Linked DNA regions of Homo sapiens: region 1 is linked to region 2. Evidence: chromatin loops called from intact Hi-C (ENCODE). Cell type or tissue: GM12878. All regions are shown on one strand. Links, peaks and the distances in the headings refer to the core of each region. The heading gives the core; the rest is flanking DNA. Region 1 has its middle 85 kb from the start of NR5A2. Region 2 has its middle 100 kb from the start of ZNF281.

Region 1 (7,536 bases), core at 1,303-6,302, 570 kb before region 2:
AGACTGGGCGACAGTGCAAGACTCCGTCTCAAAATAATAATAATAATAATAATAATAATAATAATAATAATAATAAAATAATTTCAGTATGGTGTTGCCAAAGCATAAAAGTTATTATCAACCTGATTGTTGGCTAAGTTACATTTGTGTGTGTCTGTGTGTGTGTGTGTGTGTAGACACTCTGTTGTTCAGGCTGGAGTGCAGTGGCACATTCATAGCTGCAGTCCATATTCATGATATAGAAAGAACTCCCATAAATCAATCAAAAAAAGAAACTCAGCCCAATAGAAAAGAGTTCAGAGAGGAAATCAAAATGTCTCATGAACATGAAAAGACTAGTTATCAGGGAAATGCAAATTGAAATTAAATAAAATTGGGAACTTTTCACATTGCCAAAATTTAAATTCCTAGCAATACCAAAGTGTAGAAAGCATATGCATCAACAAGAAATAGCACATGCAACTAATATAATGACTGCAGAACAATTTAGGAACATCTAATAAAGTTGGGAAATGTTCATACTCTACCTATAATGCCCCTGGGTATATGTTCTAGAGAAAAAGTCACAAATATATACAATGAGACAAGTACAAGAATGTTTATTTTCATGTGGTGTGTAACAGTGAAAAGTGAAAAAAAAATCTAAACGACCATGAAACAAAGAAGTGATCACTAAAGAAGAGTGAGGCATAATAGTTAAAAATAAATTATATCATGCAATTGTATACACATAGAATAATCTTAAAAACATGAAAGACAGCAATATAATGTGTACAGTATAATTGCACTTGTATAAAATAGAGAAGCTGGGGACAGTGGCTCATGCCTATAATCCCAGCACTTTAGGAGGCCGAGGCAAGCGGATTACCTGAGGTCAGGGGTTCGAGAGCAGTCTGGCCAACATGGTCAAATCCATCTCTACTAAAAATACAAAAATTAGCCAGGCGTGGTGGCGCATGCCTGTAGTCCCAACTACTCAGGAGGCAAAGGCAGGAGAATTGCTTGAACCCTGGAGGCAGAGGTTGCAGTGAGCTGAGATCGTGCCACTGCACTCCAGCCTGGGCGACAGAGCGAGACTCTCTCTCAATAAATAAATAAATAAAATATAAAATAGAGAAATACAGAAACTGGTACAGTATAATTTCAATTATATAAAGCTTGAAAACATTCATGGGAATGAATAATAGTAAATTTGGAGACTTTACCTCTAAGAAGAGAAGAGAATGTGATTTAGGAGAGGCACACAGGGCCTTCCACTATACTAATAATGTTTTACTCCTTAAGGTAAAGAAAAAGAATGAAGAAAAAGAGAAAGAAGAGAAAGGGAAGATGCAACAGGCAGCAGATGGTTGGGAAAAAATTAAAAGAGAAGATGAGAAATATGAAGAAAGAGGAGAAGATTTGAAGAAAATAAAGCAAAATGTTGATTTGACTTAAGTGATGAGTAAGTACATGAGTACTTGTTATATTGTGCTCTATACTTATCTGAATATTTAAGATATTTCATAATTTAAAAAAGACATAAATCCTTTTAAGTTACAGAAGTCCTAATTGACCAACTGGTATCCTAAAGTCTTGAAAGAGTTCAAAACACATGCATGCACACCCAAAAGAATCACACCAGAGGAACCAAGTAAATGCACTGGAATCCCTCATCTTCTAAGCACCTGACTGAAGTGGAGCTTTGGGTCCTCCAGCCATTGTGCAGTTATTTAAACATAACTGTAATTTAAAAATAAAAAAATAAAAAAACTGGCCAGGCAAAGCGAAGTGGCTCATGCCTGTAATCCCAGCACTTTGGGAGGGCGAGGAGGGCGGATCGCTTGAGGTAAGGAGTTCTAGACCAGCCTGGCCAACATGGCAAAACCCCATCTCTACTAAAAATACAAAAATTAGCCAGGCATGGTGGTGCACACCTGTAATCCCAGCTACTCGGGAGGCTGAGGCAGAATTGTTTGAACCCAGGAGGTGGTGGCTACAGTGAACCGAGATCAAGATTGTGCCACTGCACTCCAGCCTGGGAGACAGAGGGAAACTGGTCTCAAAAAACAAACAAACAAGCAAAAACTAAGTTACAAAGAATCATATACATTAGTAAACTTAAATTATCTTAACACTTAGTAGTACAAGGTAACAGGTAGTATACGAGCAAGATGATGGATGTACTGTTTGTTTCTTTCTTTATGAATACCGCAGAAGAAACTTCACTTAAGGCTGAGTGCGGTGCCTCATGCCTGTAATCCCAGCTCTTTGAGACGCCAAGGCAGATCACTTGAGATCAGGAGTTCAAGACCAACCTGGCCAACATGGTGAAACCCCATCTCTACTAAAAATACAAAAAAATAGCTGGGCATGGTGGCAGGTGCCTGCAATCCCAGCTACTCAGGAGGCTGAGGCAGAAGAATCGGTTGAACCCAGGAGGTGGAGGTTGCAGTGAGCTCAGATTGCTCCACTGCACTCCAACCTGGATGACAGAGTTAGACAAGAAAAGAAAGAGAGAGAGAGAAAGAAAAAGAAAGAGAGAGAGAGAGAGAGAGAGAAAGAAAGAAAGAAAGAAAGAAAGAAAGAAAGAAAGAAAGAAAGAAAGAAAGAAAAGAAAAGAAGAAGAGAATGAGAGAGAGAGAGGAGAGGGAAGGAGAGAGAGAGAGAGAGACAGAGAGAGAGAAAGGAAGGGAAGGAAAGAAACTTCACACAACTGCTGGCAAGTTGGCTCAATTACCAATGTAACAAACACCTAAAGCAATTGTCCAGCCCCTACCCACGTTTTCCTCTGACTCACTATTTCACCTTCAGTAAACCCTCAGTGACTCCGGTCTATGAAACATTGCCAATACTTCTAAGATCTTCAAATACAAAATTCTATTATACAATCATCCCTGGGTATCCATGGGGGACTGGTGAAAACCACAATAGCAAAATCCTCTGATGCTCAAGTCTCTTACATGAAATGGTACAGTATTTGCATATAACCTATATACATTCTCGGGTGCACTTTCAATCATCTCTAGGTTACTTATAATACCAAATGTGATGTAAATGCTATGTAAATAGTTGTTACGCTACATTGTTTTTATTTGTATTTTTTATTGTATTGCAATTTTTATTTCTTTTTTTAATATTTTCAATCCTCAGATACAAAGGGTCAACTGTATATCAAACTATCATCAATACTAAGCATGCAGAATGTTATAAAAGTATGTCAACTATGACATATGATGTCAGCACCTCAAACCAAATTTCACTTCAGTTTAGGTTTGATTTGAAAACATTTTGATGTTATGGTTCTGTGGTTTTACAGAATACTTAAGACTGGTTTGGGTTTGAATAGGTTGAGTAGGTTTAAAGTGAAACATTTCTTCATTGGTTTGTGGTTAACCAATTTATTGTTTCAGAAATTAAAGCTGGTTAGCCAGGCCCAGGTTTGAGTTCCAAGTTCAATTCAGTTCAAGTTCCTGGCAAATGTACAATGAGAAAAGTTTATGATTCCAAAATTATTATGTGCCAAAGATCCCAACTTCCTCAAAAACCACAAGTCTCTCACAACCCTCTCTTATTTTTGATGGGATAAGAGAAATGTGCCAGCAAGAGGCTGCCCACAGCATCAACCCAAAGTCAAACCGAAGACAGGCAACACCTCATCTGAGAGTAAAGAAGACCCCTATGGTTTCACTTTCAGCAGCTGCAGTGTGATAACTGAATTACAATGTGTACCTTTCTTGAGCATCAGAAATCTCTACATTGGCCGAGTGCAGTGGCTCATGCCTGTAATCCCAGCACTTTGGGAGGCCAAGGCAGGTGGATCACCCGAGGTCAGGAGTTCGAGACCAGCCTGGCCAACATGGTGAAACTCCATCTCTACTAAAATACAAAAAATTAGCTGGACATGGTGGCCGGCGCCTGTAATCCCAGCTAGCTACTCAGGAGGCTGAGGCAGGAGAATCGCTTGAACAAAGGAGGCAGAGGTTGCAGTGAGCCGAGATCATGTCATTGCACTCCAGCCTGGGAAACAAGAGCAAAACTCCATCTCAAAAGAAAAAAGAAAAAAAGAATTCTCTACGTTGACAACACTCAACCATGATATCTGGACACAAAAGTGCATTTCTTTCATTTAGAAGATGTGTCAAGCAAGCATTTGCAAATAATTGTTTAATTTTTGTAAGTGGATATATCAATGCACACACATTCATATATATAACAATTGTATATATGTGTGCATTAATGAATTATTCTCAATCACTTGTATTCTGATAAGATTTCTTGTCTAGGAGAAAAATGCCTTGGATGGCAAGGGGTACATATTTGGGAATGTTCTCCACATATGAGCACAAACTATCGTATATGGCATCAGGAAAATGTGACAGAAGATACTTTGCAATATCTTATTCCTGTTCATACCATAAGATAAGGTTGAGAATGAGCACATGAGGATCCGGACCAGGGGCTAGGTGCTGAGGCCTGCCTACAGACTTCACAGGTCTTGGATTCTCTAAAGCATTGGAATGGCTATGGGTGAATAGCTGAGGCCTATTAGACGATTTGCACTGAGAATAACTAGACTGAACAATATCACAGATCACAGACACCTGCAAACGACCAGTCTAAATTTTTTTTTTTAGACGGAGTCTTACTCTCTTGCCCAGGCTGGAGTGCAGTGGCACGATCTCGGTGCTCACTGCACCCTCTGCCTCCTGGGTTCAAGCGATTCTCTTGCCTCAGCCTCCTGAGTAGCTGGGACCACAGATGCACACCACTATGCCCAGCTAATTTTTGAATTTTTAGTAGAGACAGGGTTTTACCATGTTGGCCAGGCTGGTCTTGAACTCCTGACCTCAAGCAATTCACCCGCCTTGGCCTCCCAAAGTACTAGGATTACAGGCATGAGCCACCATGCCCAGCCTAAAGACAGATTTCTATTTTCATTCTGGTTTAAGAGAAAAAAAAGGAATGTTCAGTTTCTTCAGCATGGTTTAATAAGAAATATATTTAGTTTTTGTCCCCAGTTTCTGGCATACAGCACCTAAAATCCTTGGCATTTGCTGAGTGATAGGAGCACGTTCTGTTATTTGTAAGGAGTCCCATTTGATCTTACCAAAGTTTATGCTAATGTGACTTAGGATGGGGCCCCTAAATAGCCTCAGGATGGGGTCAGTCACCAGAAAGACCCAGTGATTATGGGGTAGAACTTTCAGTCTCACCCACTGACCTCTAAGGAAACGTAGGGATGGAGGGAGCTGAAGATTAAACTCTCTAAAAACGCTTTAAAAATGAGATTTGGGCCAGGTGCAGTGGCTATTTCTTGTAATCCCAACACTCTGGGAGGCCAAGGAGATAAGATCACTTGAGGTTAAGAGTTCAAGACCAATCTGGACAACAAAGCAAGACGCTTGTCTCTACAAAAAAAAAAAAAATTTAATTAGCCGGATGTGGTGGTGCACACCTGTAGTCCCGGCTACTCGAGAGACTGAAGTGGGAGGACCCCTTAAGTCCAGGAGTTCAAGGCCGCAGTGAGCTATGATGGTGCCACTGCACTCCAGCCAGGGCAACAGAGCAAGACTCTGTCCAACCCATCCCCCAAAAAAAAGGTAAAAAAAAAAAAAAAAGTTTTTTAAAAAAAGTAAAAATGAGATTTGATGAGCTTCCAGGTTGGTAAGCACATTCATGTGCTGGGAGAGTGGTACACCCCAACTCCCAGGGAACAGAAGATTCTGCACTTAGGATCTTTCCAAACCTTGCCCTGTTAACCTCTTTGTCTGGCTATTCATCTTTATCCTTTATAATAAACTGGTAAATGTAAGTAAAGTGTTTCTCTAAGTTCTGAGTTGTTCAAGCAAATTATCAAACTGAAAGAAGGGCATAAGAATCTCCAGTTTATAGGCCGGGCACGGTGGCTCACGCCTGTAATCCCAGCACTTTGGGAGGACAAGAGGGGCGGATTACCTGAGGTCAGGAGTTTGAGACCAGCCTGGCCAATATGGTGAAACCTGGTCTCTACTAAAAATACAGAAATTAGCTGGGCATAGTGGCAGGCGCCTGTAATCCCAGCTATTCAGGAGGCTGAGGTACAAGAATCGCTTGAACCTGGGAGGCAGAGGTTGCAGTGAGCTGAGATTGAGCCACTTCACTCCAGCCTGAGCGACAGAGTGAGACTCTGTCTCAAAAAAAAAAAAAAAAGAAAAGAAAAGAAAAGAAAAGAATCCCCAATTTGTAACAGGTCAGTCCGAAACACGGGAGGCCTAGACTTGCAAATGGCTCTGAGTAGGGGCAGTCTTGTGGAACTGAGCCTATTCACTTGTGACATCTAAAGCTAACTTCAGGTACATAGTGACAGAATTAAACTGAATTGTAGGACACTCAGATGGTGTTGGAGAATTGGTTGGTGTGGGGAAAAAACCTGCACATCTGGTGTGAGGTGCTCTGTATCCGTGTGGAGAAAATGCTTTATCAGATTTAGTATCCCGTTAATGTTTCCAACCCATTTACAGATTCTCATACCTTGAGAGGAAGCACAATAAGATGAGTTGACTTTGAATTTGCATGAGCTTGAGCAATGAGGATCACAAAAAAACTTCCTCAATATTCCAACCTCTGGATGGTACAGTTGAAAGAGAATTTAGAAATCCCCTCATCTAGGATCTTCTAAATCTAGCTGGCCATCAGAATCAGCTGCAGGGCATTATTTTTAAAATTCCATTAAATAAGAATAAGAATCTCCAGCGCTGGAACCTGGAAATGTAAACTTTAGAGAGCTCCTAAGGAAATTCCAATGAGCTTTGCATGTCACTGATTTCAACCATCAACCTTCCATTCAGATAATGTCAGCACAGACAGCTCCACCTCTGTGATCATCATAGCTAATATGTGTAAAGTGCCTACTGAGGACCAGACACTTTAACATATATTACCTCTAAACCTTACAACTACCCTCAAATTCACACTGAATAGACAAATTCTGACAGTCTCCTTTCTCTAAATGTTCAGCACTATTCTTACATAAAATTTATTCTCTAATATGCTGTTGATGGACATTATTAAGTTTCTATGTATTGCTTCAGAAAGTCCTGCCATCTAAGCACAGAAGACAAAGTGACTGAGTTGCATTTTTCACCTACAGCAAGCTTAAAGTATACACCATACTATTTTCAGGGTTGTGGCATGGGAAATCCCATGATGATTAAGGAAACTAACAAACTGTTGCATAATTAATGTGTTCACGAGTCACAAAGTGGTGTAAATTACCCAGTGCAAACCCATGGGGCTTCAGCACCAGGGAGTTCCAGGGACCAGGGCTCTAAGAATTCACCTTTCCCTTCCCACCTCCAACCATTTCCATGTGGGGCCAACTTATAATTTAGATTGATGGGCCCACCCAAAGCTCTAAGACACCTGGCTGTATGACTAGGTTTTCACACACAAATTGGTTTGGCTCTCATTGAAAATATCCACAGCTAAGCTGAGTGGGGTGGCAACGAGCCTGTAATCCCTATTACTGAAAGGCTGAGGCGGGATGATCATTTGAGCCCAAGAGTTCCAGTCTAC
Region 2 (7,536 bases), core at 1,011-6,010:
TCACCTCTCTGATGGGCTTCACTTTCAGAAGCTTGCCCAATCCCATAGGTTGGATCCGGAGACCATTTTTGTAGCGACATTGATGCCTTTTTCCAGTCTCACAGGGGAATTTTCCAATTACACACACAAAAATAAAACCCCCAAACCTGACAGCGGTAGGAGGAGGCTCCAGAACTATTGCTGAGACACCAAAAGCTGCTTCTCATTAAAGGTGAGATTTAGTGCACAAGTTTAAACTGGGAACTTGCAAGAGAAGGTAGGTGCTGCAAGCTCTGTCATACTTATTTCTACTTGAGACAAAGCAGCAGATGGGGCATTGGGGGTGGAAGGAGCATGAGTGACCCAACACCCTTCTTGCTGACTTAGTAAACTGTACCCATTCTAGGCCACCTATAGCAACCTGCCCTCCTGCACCACTCTGAGGCTTTCCTTCACACACTCCCTCCTCAAAACCCACTCTCTCTCTCTTTTTTATTTTATTTTATTTTTTTTAGAGACAGGATCTTACTCTGTCAGGCTGGAGTGGAAGGAAGAAAGGAAGGAAGTCATATTGCATATGACTATGCAGTAGTATAGTCATAGCTCACTGCAGTCTTGAACTCCTGGGCTCAAGTGATCCTCCCACCTCCGTCTCCAGAGTAGCTGGGACTGCAGGGATGCATCACCATGCCCAAAGGTCCACTCTCCTCTCTGAACTCTCAGAGCAGGGTTTTGGTTTCACCTACCAGATCCTCACCCCAGGCTGCCCTTTTTTTTTTTTTTTTTTTTTTTTTTTTTTTCTGAGACAGAGTTTCACTCCTGTTGGAGTGCAACAGCGTAATCTTGGCTCACCACAACATCCGCCTCCCAGGTTCAAGCAATTCTCCTGCCTCAGCCTCCCGAGTAGCTGGGATTACAGGCATGCGCCACCATGCCTGGCTAATTTTGTATTTTTAGTAGAGACAGGGTTTCTCCATGTTGGTCAGGCTGGTCTCGAACTCCCGACCTCAGGTGATCTGCCCAACTCGGCCTCCCAAAGTGCTGGGATTACAGGCGTGAGCTACAGTGCCTGGCCCAGGCTGTCCATCTTCATGCTGCTGTGTGCTGACTTCTCAGTCTACTGCAGCTCTTTTCGGGCAGCAATCCTGTCTTCCCAACATTGCTGATTTCAGCAATTTAAATTGTCTTGATTATGTTGATTTCTTAAGGGTTATTTTTAAATGCGATGAAATATTTTATCTTTACATGACTTTTTTATTTTATTTTATTTTATTTTATTTTATTTTCATAGAGACAGGGTCTTGCTATGTTGCCCAGGCTGCTCTCAAACTCCTGGGCTCAAGTGATCTGCCTGCCTTGGCCTCCCAAAGTGCTGGGACTACAGGCGTGAGCCACCACACTCAAACTTTTACAGGACTTCATATAAGTAAATGAACAAATCAATAAAAACCATCTTCTAGAAACACATGACTATTTTTATCCTGAAAACATGATCACTATACATTTCTTCCTTTGACAAATCATTCTTGATACCTGCTGGGTATCTGACACATCTGGAAATGATGAACAAAATAGATACATCATCACTGCCCTGGTGGAGTTCACAGTCTAGGCAGGGAGACAATCCAATAAGAAAACAAACATGACAGCTGCCCGCAGTGGCTCATGCCTGTAATCCCAGCACTTTGGGAGGCCGAGGCGGGCAGATCACGAGGTCAGGAGATCGAGACCATCCTGGCCAACATGGTGAAACCCCGTCTCTAATATAACACAAAAAATTAGCCAGGCGTGGTGGCGGGCGCCCGTAGTCCCAGCTACTTGGGAGACTGAGGCAGAGAAATCGCTTGAACCCGGGAGGTGGAGGTTGCAATGAGCCGAGATTGCACCACTACACTCCAGCCTGGCAAGAGAGAGAGACTCCGTCTCAAAAAAAGAAAAGAAAAGAAATATGACATATTAAAAAAGAAAAACAAGGGCTTCGGTTTTTAAAATTGGCTTTGGAGCCAGATAAACCCATGCTCAAATTTTGAATCTACTGTTTACTAGCCCTGTGACCTTGAACACGTTGCTTAACCTCTCTCTCTCTCGGTTTCCTTGCTTGTAAAGTAACAATAACAATAGTATTTTTCATACCTGGCTGGAGTGAGGATTAGATGACATAATATATGCAAAGCCTTTAGAACAGTGCCTGACATATAGTGATATCTCAGTAAACAATAACTTCTGTGATTATTATTATTAATAAAGCTCTCTTTTAAGGCATCATCTCCAACCACGTCTAATGAATTGCCACTCAGTATTTGGTTCTCTGAAAAAGAAAACACATAGCTATGAATTAAAACTAAGCAACAAACAAAACATTACCTAACTTCCATTCTAGGCTGGACAGTCTTATGAGCACTTCAAGGATAAACACTGCTAGAAATTCTCCCATTAGCTTTCAGTATCTCTGGATGTCTCTGAGTGAATGAGTGAATGTCTCATTCTTTTTTTTTTTTTTTTTTTTGAGACGGAGTCTCGCTCTGTCGCTCAGGCTGGAGTGCAGTGGCACGATCTCAGCTCACTGCAACCTCTGCCCTCTGGGTTCAAGCAATTCTGCCTCAGGCTCCCAAGTAGCTGGGACTACAGGCGCCCGCCATGACGCCCGGCTAATTTTTGCATTTTTAGTAGAGACAGGTTTTCACCATGTTGGCCTGGTTTGTCTCGAAGTCCTGGCCTCAAGCCATCCGCCCACTATGGCCTCCTAAATTGCTGGGATTACAGGCGTGAGCCACCATGCCTGGCGTTTTTGTGTTTCGTTTTCTTTTGTTTGTTTGTTTTAGACAGTCTTACACTGTCGCCCAGGCTGGTGTGCAGTGGCGCGATCTCGGCTCATTGCAACCTCTGCGTCCCGGGTTCAAGTGATTCTCCTGCCTCAGCCTTCCAAGTAGCTAGGATTGCAGGCACCCGCCACCACGCCCACCTATTTTTTTTTTTTTTTTTTTTTTTTTGTATTTTTAATAGAGACGGGGTTTCACTATGTTGGCCAGGCTGGTCTCAAAGTCCTCACCTCGTGAGCCGCCTGCCTCAGCCTCCCAAAGTGCTGGGATTACAGGCGTGAGCCACCGCGCCCAGCCTTTTTTTTTTTTTAACCAGGAAAAAAATGAGAATTTTATCAGCAGCTTCAATCAAGACCAGCTCCCAAATGTGCATGGAAAACCAAGAATAGAAATCAAGCTCAAAGGGCACTCAGAAACTGACTCAGAAAACTCCAAGAGCCTCGTGCACACACAGTCAGTGTTCATAAACTTTAATAACTGCATTATTTCTATTGGCCTCAAGGTATAAAAATGGATATAAAATGTCACAAGAGAACATTTTGAGAGTGTTTAGAGATATTTCTTTTCACAAGTTTAAGAACAAAAAAATTAATATTTTTATGCTGCTTCTTTCATCTCTCTTTAGTTTGTTTTGAAGTTAAGACTTGAAGTCCAAGAGCAAATACCCATTAGTGCCCCAGAGTGGGTCATCATATTCCTGTGAGACACTGCCATCTAGTGGCCAATGTGAACACAACAGTGGATGGCTAGACCTCTTTGTCCCTCAAACTCGAGGTTTTATTGTGCAAACCTATGCGATTCCTTTCGCTGGTACTCCCACTGATTATACTGCCAATAGCTTCTAGGCTTTCAAATGAATGTTTTTCTTTTCTCAATATGAAGGGCACAAATGGGCTATAATAAAAACCATAAACTACTTGGGTTGAAGAATTAAGTATTTTTTGTATTTGGAAAAATGGTGTTTGGATAGAAGGAAAACCCGGCTAATTTGTAAACAGTGAAAGTGATAGCACAAATCTACTATTTTGAGATTTGAGGGGAAAGCAAGCATTGTGTGAATTCTGTGTCTTAACAGTAATAGCAAATAATATTGAAAACATATGATCAATGCAGAATAGGTCATTTACATGTATGTAAACATGATAGGGGCTTCATATATATTATTTCATGCAGCCCTCACAATGGCACTGCAAGCTCCATTCATCCCTACCTAGCAGCTCAAACAGATGAAACTTACACAGCTAGTAGGTGAGGATTCAAGACCAAGACTGTATTTTCCTGAAGGCAGATACTCTGAAGTCCTATCTTCTTAGCTAGTATCTGGCACATAATGACTGTTCAGTAAGTATTTATGAATGAATGAGTGCATGAAGAAATGAATGAGTCCTGCCCAGGCACGGTGGCTCACGCCTGTAATCCCAGCACTTTGGGAGGCTGAGGCGGGAGAATGACTTGAGGTCAGGATTTCAAGACTAGCCTGGCCAACATGGTAAAACACTGTCTCTACTGAAAATACAAAAATTAGCCAGGTGTGGTGGCAGGTGCCTGTAATCCCAGCTACTCAGGAGGCTAAGGCAGGAGAATCACTTGAACTCGAGAAGTGGAGGTTGCAGTGCGCCAAGACCGTGCCATTGCACTCCAGCCTGGGTGACAAGAGTGAAACTCCATCTCAAAAAAAAAAAAAGAAAAAGAAAAAGAAAGAAAGAAATGAGTCCTATGGCAGAAACCACTAGTAATCACCAACATCTGTGCTCCTCACTTCTTCCTGGGCACACTGCTAGACTGCATTTTCCAGTCTCCTTTGAGGTTAGGTGTGGACAAGGGACTAAATTCTACCCATTGGAAACATTACGTCCAGACCTGGCCTATTAAAACATTCTACATGGGATGCTCCTTTTCTTTTCCCATCTGCTGGCTGGAAGGAGAAGATCCAAGAACCTAAAGGAGGGTGGAGCCACAAGGTAGAGTTGGATCCCTGCATGACTGCATGGAGTAGAGTGCCCCATTGACCCACATTAAAATGTGACATGAGTGAGAAATAAAGTTTTATTGTGTTAAGCTGCTCAGTGTAAGGGTTGTTTGTTAGAGCAATCAGCTTGCCCAGACTACTAAAACTCCCAGATAGTCCTTTTGAAATTGTGAATATTGGCCGGGCGCAGTGGCTCACGCCTATAATCCCAGCACTTTGGGAGGCCAAGGTGGGCGGATCACAAGGTCAGGAGATCGAGACCGTCCTGGCTAACATGGTGAAACCCCATCTCTATTAAAAATACAAAAAATTATCTGGGCGTGGGGGTGGGCGCCTGTAGTCCCAGCTACTCGGGAGGCTGAGGCAGGAGAATGGCGAGAATCCGGGAGGCAGAGCTTGCAGTGAGCCGAAATCGTGCCACTGCACTACAGCCTGGGCAAGAGTGCGAGACTCTGTCTCAAAAAAAAAAAAAAAGAAAAGAAAAGAAAAAAGAAATTGTGAATATTGCCTTCTCTATACCAGAAAGATATCCAACATTGTTACTACTTTAACTTAAACCCTGTGCAAGTGAATAAAGATCTTTAGATTTACTTTTATAAGTAGCTCACACAATCACTGGACAGTCTTTATAAAATCAGGGAACTTCTCTCCCTCTTTCTTTTTCTTAGATTTCCACTGAAGCTGAGTTAGACCAAAGGAGAAAGAATTTTTGCTCAGTCGGCTTAAAATGCTAAAGTTTCCGTCAGGGTTTAGTATGCAGCCTGTGAGACTCCATGTTTCATGAAATAAAGCTAAGTCTGCTCTCCAACACATCTATTTTTAAGATCCCTAGCATCTGATCCTGACTCAGCTAAGCGAATCATGCTTAACTCTGTTGGTCACACATCAACCCACAGAATGAAGGGGTGTAGGGCACAAAACACAGTGCAGCTGGGTTTATACTGACACAAGCTCTTTACTACCTGCACAGAGAGCATTCCAAATTATGAAGGAAACACAGTTGTGGCCATTCTCTTGAATGTGTACAATCTATTTACAATTAAAGCCATTTTGACTTTTTTTACATACATGTGCATATAATTCTACTTCTGCAATTGCCCACTTAACTTTCTAGTAGGTTTTAAGGCATCTACTAATTTTTTTTCCTTGCTAATTGTTCTGACAAGGAAATACATAATGTTCAATACTAGTCACCCAAGAGAGCTATTATCTGCCTCTAATTTTCCTTTCTGTCGTCTGCCGGGGACTTTTAAGAGGCTTTCTCCTGTTGGATTAGAATTAGCAAGACACCTGAGAAAAGAGGCAGGCACATTCATGGGAGAACGCTTTATTTCAATTGGTGCATAGGCTTATAAAATTCAAAATTTTTTAAATTTGACAAAATCATTTTAGCATATATCTGAAATAATAGACAGTTGAGAATAGTTAGAAAATTCTGACAGAGAAGAACGGTAAGGAAGGATCTGCCTTACCGGATATTAAAGCAAATTGAAAGGCACATTCACTGAAACAATGTGGTAGTGACACGAGAATAAGTCAATAGATCAATGAAGTACAAAAGATGGTTCTAAAACGGACCCTAAAATATTTAAGCTATTAGGATATGGTATGGTATGGTATTTTTAAAATCACAAATCAACGAGGAAAGGATAGAGTGTGAAATAAATACAGTTTTTACAAATGGTTAATTACTTGGGGAAAAATCCTTTTTAGAACTCATCACGCAGCAAAACAAGCCCCAAATACATTAAAGAATTTAATGTGGGATGAGCCCGGTGGCTCATGCCTGTGATCTCAGCATTTTAGGAGGCTGAGGTGGGAGGATCACCTGAGCCCAGGAGTTCATAAAAGAAAAAATATAAGTGGTTGCTGGACGAGGTGGCTCATGCCTGTAATCCCAGCACTTTGGGAGGCTGAGGCAGGCAGATCACCTGAGGTCATGAGTTAGAGACCAGCCTGACCAACATGAAGAAACCCCGTCTCTACTAAAAATATAAAATTAGCCAGGCGTGGTTGAGCATGCCTGTAATCCCAGCTACTCGGGAGGCTGAGGCAGGAGAATCGCTTGAACCCAGGAGGCAGAGGTTGCAGTGAGCCAAGATCATGTCATTGCACTCCATCATGGGCGACAGAGAGAGACTTCATCTCAAAAAATAAAAAAGAAAAAGAAAAAATATAAGTGGTCAATTAACACATGGAAAAAATGTGTAACTTCATTGATAACTGAAGCATGAAAGTGAACCAAAAGTAAGATGTAATTTTTCACCTATCAAACAGCTTAAAATTTTTAAAAATGATAATACTTATTGTTGATAAGGCTATGTTGAGACTGATGTTTTCATATAATGGTGATGGAAGGATAAATGTATTAATGTATATTAAACTCCTTTGCAAATTTCCTATCTAGCCAGGCACAGTGGCTCAAACCTGTAATCCCAGCACTTTAGGAGGCTCAAGCAAGAAGACTGCTTGAGGCCAGCAGTTCGAGACCAGCCTGGGCAACATGGCAAGACCCCATCTCTACAAAAAAAATGTAAAATTTAGCTGGCATAGTGGTGCTTGCCTGTAATTGGGAAAGCTACCCAGGAAGCTGAAGTGGGAGGATTGCTTGAGCCCGGGAGGTTGAGGCTGCAGTGAGCCATGATTGTGCCACTGCACTCCAGCCTGAATGACATAGCAAGACCCTGTTTCAAGACAAAACAACAACAACAACAAATTCCATACCCTTGGATATTATAATCCCACTTCTATGGATATATCCTCAGGAAA

The links. Peaks named below come from ENCODE experiments on the same cell type or tissue, not always from the same donor. Only the 100,000 strongest peaks of a DNase experiment are listed, where the experiment ranks them.
Region 1: it touches region 2 in a loop (3-fold over the local background); 9 of 110 quality-filtered maps call a loop at or near these places.

The regions. Positions count from the first base shown.
Region 1 is chr1:199,938,609-199,946,144 of GRCh38, forward strand. No RefSeq gene overlaps it. Among named protein-coding and RNA genes, the nearest start is that of NR5A2, 85 kb to the right of the region's middle. RefSeq lists an enhancer at 3,569-3,638. In GM12878, for the core only: no CTCF peak of the experiment used is centred there; a DNase peak (open chromatin) is centred at 3,353.
Region 2 is chr1:200,506,805-200,514,340 of GRCh38, forward strand. No RefSeq gene overlaps it. Among named protein-coding and RNA genes, the nearest start is that of ZNF281, 100 kb to the left of the region's middle. RefSeq lists a silencer at 3,547-3,596. In GM12878, for the core only: a CTCF peak has its summit at 3,513 (motif pointing left); a DNase peak (open chromatin) is centred at 3,497.